2 separate regions of the Homo sapiens genome follow, and region 1 is linked to region 2. A link is a loop called in an ENCODE intact Hi-C map of the cell type or tissue named here. Cell type or tissue: PC-3. All regions are shown on one strand. Each heading gives the region's core, and the rest is flanking DNA. Links, peaks and the distances in the headings are about the cores only.

Region 1 (5,387 bases), core at 270-5,269, 78 kb after region 2:
GGTTGGGGAAGGAATGCTATGATGATTAAGTGTCTGCTGTATCATTACTTAGTAAAATGTTCCTGGCTAATTCAACTTTGATTTGTTAGTTTAAACTATTTCCCACTCTACTGACTTCAGTTGAATTCTATAACTGTATATAAATGTCTTAGAAAATGGTGATTTCATTCTCTTTAGTGCTGTTGGATTCGGAGTTAGAATAAACTACATTATGGACCTCACATTTTAATTTTGATTGTTAGATTTCTATGAACTGTCTTAGAGCAATCTTTTTGACTGATTTAGAGAATTAAATTAGAAATTTCCCTAGGGTTTCTACATTCAATTTAGTAGATAGGTTACTTTCTGAAATGATATGTCGGAATTTGACTAAGTTGAATTTAAATAAATACTAAGATGGGTTAAAATGATAAAGACTCCCAGAGGCAACTGGGCCTGTGTCCACGACCGCTGCTACTGTCTCATGGAGCCACATCACCAGCTGGACTCATGACTTATGTGAAGTCAAACAGGAAGTTTGGAACAGCCTAGCTATTTGGTTCGAAATGTAGAGACCTTTAATTTCATGCCTCATGACCAAAAAACAACCTGCTCAGAACCGTTTGGGGTTCGCCCTTTTCTCTAAGTTCATCTACTTCACCAAACAATTTTTCCACAAGGTGCTTCTCTGGCTCTCTATCCGTCACTGTGGCAGTGTGGTTTTGAGAAAAGAGCCTTGAGGTTGGAGTCAGGAGACTTGGGTCCTGGCCTTGGCTTTGTCACCTGTTTAACTGTGTGTCTTTTGCCATCTATATCTTCAAAGCCTGAGGCTCAATCACAGCTTGACACTGTCTCTTGAGTTCAAAGATATTGAAAGCCAGAGACTACGTGCTTTGTGATATTCTCGTGAAAGGTGAATGTTTTTAGGGTAGGCAGTGAGGATAAGTGCATTTTGGGAATGTAAAACTTTTTTCGGTGACCAACTTTCTGAAGCATCTTCCACAGTTAAATCCACCTACATTACTTTTTTCTTTTCTTCCTTCTAGCAGATATTTTCTTGATATATTTACCAGGCAGTTGGAACTCACTTGAAGCTTTTGAGTTGGGCGTGATAATACACACATGACAGCAGGCGATACTGATGTGGGCCAGCAGGCACTCAGCTCTACGGGCTGGTGCTTCCAGAAGCCTGCTGTGGATCACCCTCTGATTCACAAAAGCAAAACACTTCCTCAAAGTTTTTATTTTCTCTGTCTCATTATTGACCAATTTGACTGTTTTCTAACATCCAGGAAATTCTATGCAAGGTGATCACTCTGTTGCTACCCTGTGGAAGAACTGGCTTAGGAAGTCATGTTGCAGGGAGTCAGCTTCCCGAACTATACATTCATTCATTGAGCGAATTGTTCGTTGCACTTCTCTATGTAAGCACTGCAGAGGAATAAGAAAATGACTGAAGCATAAAGCCTGACCTCAGAGGAGATTACACTGTGTATTCTGGTCCATATTGTAAGTGAGGGTAAAAACATGCTCTTAAGATTTCCAGGGAAGTGGACTTTCAGCTGAGGGAATCCCCAAAGTCTTTGCTGGAGCTGCAGAATATTTTTGCAAAAGATGTTTGATTGGGTCGTATTTCTTTTTCCTTATCTTTCCCCTCATAGAGTCGCTGTTGTGAATGTAAGTGGAAAAGGGGCAGCTGGAACAGCTTAGTCCGAGGAGGTGCTTTCACCTTCTAAGGCCTGTGTAGTACAGAAGCAACAGCTGCAGACTTGTCTTCTGCAGCCCTAAGTCACAGAGGAGTCTGAAGTCACAGACATTACCACATCTGTAAATGCACCATTGAAGGGATAAACCTGTATTTGTCAAATAAAAATTGTTAGGTACCTGCAGCTTCTGTAACAGAAAGATAGTCACTGGAGATAGCAATTGAAAACTAAAAGTGAATACACACAATAGAAAACCAGGTCATAGCCTGTGAGGTGGGTTTATCTCTACCCTGGCACTTACCTTGTATATCTCAGTGTATCTCAGGCAGTCTCTAAATACCATAATCTTTTCTGAAATGATTCAGGGGATATAAATAGTCAACTTAAGTATTCAGCAAATATTTACTGTTCAGTATGTGTAAAATACTGCTTGGCATTTTGGATTCTACCCAGATGACCTAGGAGTTCAAGTCAGCTTAAAAGAAAGATATAAACACAGGCCGGGCGCGGTGGCTCTTGCCGGTAATCCCAGCGCTTTGGGAGGCCGAGACGGGTGTATCACCTGAGATCAGGAGTTCGAGACCAGCCTGACCAACGTGGTGAAACTCCGTCTCTAGTAAATACAAAAAAAAAAAAAAATTATCTGAGTGTGGTGATGCGTGCCTGTAATCTCAGCTACTTGGGAGACTGAGGCAGGAAAATCGCTTGAACCCAGGAGTTGGAGGTTGCAGTGAGCCGAGATTGCACCATTGCATTCCAGCCTGGGCAACAAGAAAAAAAACTCTGTCTCAAAAAACAAAAAAACAAAAAATAATAAACACAAATAACTTGTGGATTTGGACAAGTTACCTAACCTCTAAGTCTTGGTTTCCTCATCTGTAAAATGGGTCCAAAATAGTACCAATTTCATAGGTGTTTTTGAGGGTCAAAGAATGGTATAAAAGTAGCACAAATACCACAGCAGCATGTAGTTTTATTTGGCTGGAGTTCAGGAAAGTGAGTCATTCGTCCAGGAAACGTGTATTTCTTATTGGCCAGGCACTGCCAAGATGCTCTTGGAATGGAAAGATGAGTAATCCATGACCCAAAACTCAGAACTCAGTGGGAGGATTGCACTCTAGTAAGCGTAGGGTTGCAGGTGACACGAAGGAAGGGAACCTCACTTGGAATAGGAAGATTCGTCACACTTCTCAAGTGACCCTCGGCGGGGGTGGTGGTGGGGGTTCCTAAAGGATAGTGGGAACCAGGCTGGCATGCAGAACCCAGAATGAGCTGTGACCTTTGATGTCTTCTGAGCCAGGAGTGGTGGGGACTGCAGAGGAAGGCCCTGGGGTGCCCTCGCAAGGAGCTTGTCTCCAATCCATGGGGTCTGTGGACCAAGGGTCTTGGGGTTGGAGGTTCGTTGAGGCTGTGTAATGTTGTGACCCCAAGGGTCTTGGGGTTGGAGGTTCTTTGAGGCTGTGTAATGTGTTTTCAAGTCAGTGATGAGACTTTTTAGTCAGAAGCGTATCCTGCATGCCACCAGAGTCAAATGCTGCCAGGAGACGTCAGTGCCAGGGTGTGCGCTTAGGTTTGGGGTTGAGGCCAGATAAAGGCCACATGAGGTCTTGGGGTGCTGGGTGATCAGACGTTTTGCAGTCATTTGAATAGAGTGGCATTTCTCAGACTCAGATCTGGGTATATTTTTAGGGGTGAAGCAACTTTTGCCTTTTAAAGAGGATGTGTGTAGTATTCACATTTGGGAAATACTGTTACAGGTGGGGTACAAAGTATGGCTGGAAAGGTGGATTGGAGTCACATAAATAGCTTGAATGCTAAGGAATGTTGTCTTTTTCACATAGACTGTGGTAAGCTACTGCAAATGTTTAGGAATACATTATTAAGATTCTGAAGTGACACTAATATTTGGCAATTGCCTAATATTAAGCAATCTGTCTCTTTTTCATTTCATTGCCTGATTTGTAGCCATTTTATTGTTTAGGGGGTCCTCTACTAGAGGTTGGAAGAAAATGTTTAATTTCTGTAACTTTATATTAGCTCTTTTTATTGTTTGTGTTTATTTGGTGGGGGCACTGTTATGTATTTATAAGTTTTATGAGGATTTGAAACTTGTTGAAATAAGATTTGGAGACAGTATGTAGATTTTGTATGCCCATCGTTTTTCTGTCTCTCATTACTAGTATTTAATTCAGTACCATTTAATAACAGATAATAATAAACACTGGAAGAAATTTTTTTTTTCAGACGAAGTCTTGCTCTGTCACTCAGGCTGGAGTGCAGTGGCATGATCTCAGCTCACTGCAACCTCCGCCTCCGGGGATCAAGCAATTCTCGTGCCTCAGCCTCCCGACTAACTGGGATTACAGGCATGCGCCACCTCACTCAGCTAAGTTTTTATATTTTTGTTAGAGACAGGGTTTCACCATGTTGGCCAGGCTGGTCTCAAATTCCTGGCCTCAAGTGATCCGCCCGCCTCGGCCTCCCAAAGTGCTGGGATTAACAGGCATGAGCCACCACATCCAGCTGGAATAAATTTTTAAAATGAACAACATCCCTGCCTTCAAGGGACCTAGGGAACTTACTAACTGCAGTGTTACAGGGACAGGAGTTAAACAGAGGTGAATGTTAAGGTTCTCACTCCGCCCTCCGTGTCCTTGATCCAGGTGATGACCTTGACCGAGGCAATGAGAGTATAGAGAAGTGGCCATTTCCCTAAAGAATCTCATAGTCTGGTGTATTAGTCCATTTTCATGCTGCTGATAAAGACATACCCGAGACTGGGTAATTTATAAATAAAAAGAGATTTAATGGACTCACAGTTCCATGTGGCTGGGGAGGCCTCAAAATCATGGCGGAAGGCGAAAGCCACGTCCTCCATGGCGGCCGGCGAGAGAGAATGAGAGCCAAGCAAAAGGGGAAACCCCTTATAAAACCATCAGATCTCATGGGACTTATTCACTACCACGAGAACAGTATGGGGGAAATCGCCCCCATGATTCAGTTATCTCCCACAGGGTCCCTCCCTCAACACGTGGGAGTTATGGGAGCTACAATTCAAGATGAGATTTGGGTGGGGACACAGCCAAACCATATCATCTGTCCTCACAGGGAGTTTGAGGGAAGGAAAAAGCTACTTAGTCCAACTTGGTAAGTGGTAAAAGGGAGCTGTACATAGAGTGCAGTGGACACAGCTGAGAGTGTGAGGGATTCCCTTTGGGCAGATGAGGGGATGGTGATGAGAAAGGGTGTATCCGTTGGTGCTGGATCTTTATCCATAAGGGAAATGTATGTCAGTAGACGATGGAGGAAAGGGTATTTTAAAATTCAGGGGCAGAGAAAATGAAGATCCCCAGAGTTTGGAAGTGCCTGTAAAGGAGATGTGAACGAGAATGGACATTTGGAGCTGGATTTTGGAAGGCCTTGAGAATTTGGATTCCTGCCTTCACACTGCAGAGAACCATTGAAGGCTATTAGTGGTTTTTCCTAGCTAGGCTCTTTCATTTTCCCAAGCACTGAGATGATGCTGCCTCGATGAGCACCTGTGACATCTCACTTGGTCTTATGAACTTACTCTATTTTAGTTTGAAAATCAGGTCTTTAAAAAGGAAACCAGCCGGGCATGGTGGCTCATGCCTGTAATCCCAGCACTTTGGGAGGCCGAGGCAGATGGATCACCTGAGGTCAGGAGTTTGAGACCAGCCT
Region 2 (5,387 bases), core at 101-5,100:
CTATATTTCACATAAAGCAATGTGTTCACCACAAACTCCCAGAAGACTAGATTTTGAACACAAAAAAAATTTTTTGTGGTTAGGCATGGTGGCTTACGCCTGTAATCCCAGCACTTTGGGAAGCTGAGGCGGGAGTATCCCTTAAGCCCCAGAGTTTGAGACCAGCCTGGGCAACATGGTGAAACTCTGGCTCTACAAAAAAACACAAAAATTAGCCGGGCGTGGCGGCACCTGCCTGTGGTCCCAGCTACTCAGGAGGCTGAGGTGGGAGGATCACCTGAGCCCAGAAAGTGGAAGCCGCAGTGAGCTGTGATTGTGCCACTGCACTACAGCCTGGGCGACAGAGTGAGACCCTGTCTCAAAAGAAAAAAAAAAAGTATTTTTTCTACTACATGGTAGGTTTACTGTCATTAAGAAAAGTCTAGCAGATTAAAAATGCAAGGTGAACTATTTATGCATCATGATACATGTGGAATTCATTTTATTCTTTTTCCATAAATAATTACAGTGCTTTGTCATTACTTCTGATAGTTTTATTCCTTGTTAATTCTCCTTTGTTATGGAGAGTCTTGATAACAGTTTGGTTTAACAGGTGCACTTTGCATTAGCTTTTTCTCAGTTGAATCTGCCTCAAAACAACAATAAGAATAAGTAAGGGTGAGGCACTGCACTCTTTTTTTTTTTTTTTTTTTTTTTAAATAGCTGAGCAGGAAGTTTGCCTCTGACAGGGTATTGTAATCAGGTTTATCACAGGAGCCTGCTGTTGTGTAACAGAAACTCTAGCCTGTCCTTACCTGTCTTAAAGTATTGCTTCACGAAGGAAAGTAAACTCGCTGTAATATTTGTGAAATTCAATAAAATGCTTTCCCAAGCACTCCGTTTTTAATGCATGCTGGAACAATTTATTGTAGCTTTGTGGTCTTTTAAAAAACATGTTAAACTTGTGATTTCTTACTATTGTAATGAAATGGACCTGTATCACTCGAGAAGCCCTGTATGTCACATTTATTATTCCTTTTAGACACATCCTCAGCCAAGTGTAGTAAATGTCCACACTCCCTCCCTGCTTCCCTCCCTTCCTTCCCTCTTTTTTCAAGAAGAGGAGGTTTGTGTTGCCTTCAGATGACTGTTGATTTAATTGACAGGCAGCTTTTCTTCATTGTGTGCTTTTTGCTATTGCTCACAAAAGTGCATTCACTATTCTATAGTATGTTGAAACTTTTAAATGGAAACGGCTTTTCATTAACAAAGGAAGCATTTTCTTCCCCCCTTCCATGCCTTAGCTTTCTCCGCTAAGTCTTGGCTTCTTCAGCAGCTGTACCTCCACCAGAAATGACAAAAGGTGCAATTGTGCTAGGAGATGGCGATGAAGATATGCCAGTGGAGTTTTGTGTGTGGGCTGCTGGGGACTGTTTTCCTTCTGTGTTTGGTTTTGTTTTATTTTTGTTATTCCAGAAAGTTGAGAGCACATCTAAAAACCAAAAAAAAAAAAAAAAAAAAAAGCTTTAAAAACCCTTTTCAAACCTTTATCCCAGCTGAGCTTTCTTTCCATTAAGTTGTTCTGTTAGTATTTCAGTGGCCCCTCTGTCTTAATAACAACAAATCTGGCAAAACTCACTTAAAGCAGAGGGACATGGAATACAGAGAGTGTTGATGTGGTTTTTCTTTTTCTAAGCAGGCCATGAGAGTCTGAGTCTTCCTGCCATTATCCTGACTTAAGAGCAGAGCAGAGCTCAGGAGAGGAGATAGGTGTGCAAATTAAATTTTAGTCTTTCCAGCCATCTCCTTTTTCTGAGTTGTGATTCCTGAGCCCAAGTAGATAGCCAGTTCATTTCATTTACTTAAATTAATTTGGAGATAACCCTCTTCTCCTTTTTCTGCCTCTGCCTCTTCTGCTGCTTCATTTGTGACTCAACTTTCTGGAGTATGGTGCTGACTTGAAGCCCTATTTACTTCTAGCAAAAATCTTTCAGTTTACCTGGTAGAATAAACTGAAAATCTAGTACCTTTCAGGGGCACCATCTCTTCACAGCATACCAAATAATCAGATCACTGATTGAACCAAAGTATTGGGTCTAGATATACTTGTCTGTATTAGATACAATTTATTCTGTCAGTGACTTAAAATAGGGCTACTTCTATCTTTTCAGCCTTGATTTTCTTGATATATTTTAAACCTACAGATCAGTTTAAAAATAGATAATATGTAACATAGATACTATTCTACCACAGTCCTTGGCAGTGTTTCTCAGTCCTCTCAAGAATTAGTCATTTCATCATCCCTCACTAGACGCAGCAAGAAGGGATAAAGAGGAAACTGGAAATTTGTTCTGAAGTACATCTCCAATATTTTGAATGTTGATCAACAGCATTCTGATCTTCTCCCTGAATGAGTAAAAAGAAAAGATGTAATACTGGGTCAGCCAAACCCACTGCGTGGCACTTAGCCAGGATGATTCATTTTGCTTGGAGCAATCTTACACCCTTTGTGAAACTGGGTTTCTTTTGGTTGAAGGAAGAAAAAGACTCGTCCAGAGCTGTCAGTCACTTCTTAAGCACCTTCAAATGAGGGCCTTATTGGATTGTTTTGATCTGCCCAGAATCTTCAAACCTGACTCTAGATTTGTTCACCTTCTTACTCTGTAGGCCACATGTAATGCTTGGGATTTTTTGTACAATCTTTATTAGAATAATAACCTGACAGGTTTCAAATCTACTTGAGGGAAGTTGAAGTGAACATAATGATCAGGTTCCCTCATTTCTACTCTTCCCTCCCAGACAGCATGAGGGAGAGAAGCCAGCTGGTGTTTTCTTGTGTTCCTGGCCCACTTCCCCCAACCCCCCACCCCGCCCCCAGCTACCATCATCTCAGCCTCACTGGAATGTGTATGTGTGCTTCTCTTTCCAAACTTGGAGAGTAAAACTATCTGAGCACTTCCTCCTGTCTACAAGAAAAGTAGCCTCTGCATTTTATTTTTTGTTTCCTACAACCGGCATATTCTGTTTTCTGGGGATCCATAGCAATTTCATTAATCTCTAGAGGCTCTCAGGCTTTAGTATGCATAAGAATATCCTGGAGAGCTTGTTTAAACTGCAGATTCTTAGACCCAGTGTCAGAAATTGATTCAGTTAAGTATAGTGTGGGCTCTAAGAAGATGTTTTTCGTAAGCATCTTGCAAGTGATTCTGATGGAGATTACGCTTTGAGCAGTGCATTATATAAGCCTTATCTCTATGTCTGTCTTTTGTTATTCCACCTTGTTCCACAGAAGATTTGAGGTAGAATTAGCAGATAACCAAAGGGTCAGTATAAAACAAAATGCTGTTATACCTTATTAAGTATGTGTTGTTTTAAACAGGATTCTGTTTAAAACTGTTTGGGAACTATATCTATTGAGAAACTGGTCTGTGAGTTTAACATATATGAAAACAGTGAAAATCAAGGCTGAAAAGATAGAAGTATCCTTCCTCTCTCTGTAAGTCATTGACAGAGTACAGTGTATCTAATGGAGAAGATTCTGGCAGGCTTCTTATTCTGGGAAATGTAGACACATATCTTGGTGTTACATTTTTAATAATTATAGTTTAATAACTCCGTATTTCCCCCAAAAGTGTATTTATAAGAGGTTTCGTGTAAGATAAAAGTAGATATTAGCAAGTGGTATAGATTTTGAATGTCTGTAGATTTCATATATGCTGAATTTTTTAAATTTCCAGCTTTATTACACTTCTAATTATGACCTCTTTAACATGTGTTTTTTTTTTCCTTTAGACAGACATTACTTACATTCCTTTTTTCTTTTTTTTTTTCTCCTGCCACCTTGTCTGAGAACTTAGGTTCCATTTTATACTTTTTTTGGTGGCAAAATATACATAAAAGTTACCATTTTAGCCATTTGTAAGTGTGCAGCTCAGTGGTATTAAGTGTATTTATATTTTTGTGCATCCATCACCACCATCCATCTCTAGAATTTTTTCATCTTCCCACGTTGAAACTCATACCCATTAAACACCAACTTCCCATTCCCCACTTGTTCCAGCCTCTGGTAAACACCATTCTACTTTCTGTCTCTAGGAATTTGACTTCTTTAGGTATCTCATACGTGTGGAATCATACAACATTTGACTTTTTGTGTCTGGCGTCTGGCTTACTTCACTTAGCATAATATCTTTAAGGATCACCTATATTGTAGTTCGTGTCAGAATTTCATTCCTTTTCAGGCTGGATAATATTCTATGATATATATAAAACATTCAAAATCTATATATACTACTTGCTAATATCCAGCTTTGTCTTATATAAAATATATATACATTTACATACATACATACCACATTTTGTTCATCCATTCATTGGTGTACATTTGGGTCGTTTCTACCTTTTGGCTATTGTGAGCAGTGCCAGTAGGAACATTGGTATACAAATATTTGTTCGCATCCCTGCTTTCAGTTCCAGAAGTGCAATTAGTGGATCATATAGTAAGTCTATATTTAATTTTTTAGACAACCACAATATATTTTTGAATGTTTTTTTCTTATTACAAAAGTAATGTATTCAGAATTAGAAGGAATGTAGAAAATAATGAGAAGTACAAAGAAGGAGATGAAAATCACAGTCTGATTTCTCATGAATGCCATTAACATTTGCTATTTTTGATTGTCTTGTTTAATGTGCATAAACATATTTGCAAAATTAGGATTGAAGCATGTATACAAATTTGTCTCCTGCATTTTAAAAATTGAGCATTGTACTATGAATATTTTCCTAAATCATAAAACAGCCTATCAAAGCACGTTTTCTTAGCTGCTTAATATGATGCATGATATGTGTATCTAACATAAATATCCAGTAATAAGGAAATGATGGATTCATAAAGAAGAATGTTTTCCAGTCACTCAAAATAATGTTCTCACAGGCTATCTCGTGGCATTAGAAAATTCTCACAAAACATAATGTTAGGTCAAAATTCAGGAGATGAAACTATATTCCTAATCCAGTTTGTACAAAAGCTCTCAGACAGGCAGGAGCTTAGCCTAAGAGCAGTGTAAACTATTAGAGGGATTTTAGTAGGGGAATGACATACCAGATTTTCATTTTGTAATCTTACCCTGGGCTGCATGCAGTGGCTCATGCCTGCAATCCCAACACTTTGGGAGGCCAAGGCAGGCAAATTGCATGACCCTAGGAGTTCAAGACCAGCCTGGGCAATATGACAAAACTCCATCTCTACAAAAAATACAAAAAATTAGCTGGGTGTGGTGGTGCATGCCTATAGTCTCAGCCTACCCAGAAGGCTGAGGCAGGAGGATCACTTGAGCCCAGGAGGTCAAGGCTGTAGTGAGCTGTGATCATGCCACAGCACTCCAGCCTGGGCAATAGAGTGAGAC

Evidence for each region. A loop is a pair of places that touch in the nucleus more often than their neighbours do. Peaks named below come from ENCODE experiments on the same cell type or tissue, not always from the same donor. Only the 100,000 strongest peaks of a DNase experiment are listed, where the experiment ranks them.
Region 1: a loop joins it to region 2, with 2.4 times the contacts of the local background. A loop is called at or near these places in 2 of 110 quality-filtered maps.

What each region holds. Positions count from the first base shown.
Region 1 is chr2:9,973,413-9,978,799 of GRCh38, forward strand. All of the region lies in intron 8 of GRHL1 (grainyhead like transcription factor 1), which reads left to right. Among named protein-coding and RNA genes, the nearest start is that of GRHL1, 24 kb to the left of the region's middle. In PC-3, for the core only: no CTCF peak of the experiment used is centred there; DNase peaks (open chromatin) are centred at 2,109 and 2,719; H3K4me3 peaks cover 267 bases; H3K27ac peaks cover 2,462 bases.
Region 2 is chr2:9,895,141-9,900,527 of GRCh38, forward strand. All of the region lies in intron 8 of TAF1B (TATA-box binding protein associated factor, RNA polymerase I subunit B), which reads left to right. Among named protein-coding and RNA genes, the nearest start is that of GRHL1, 54 kb to the right of the region's middle. In PC-3, for the core only: no CTCF peak of the experiment used is centred there; a DNase peak (open chromatin) is centred at 2,431; H3K27ac peaks cover 1,082 bases.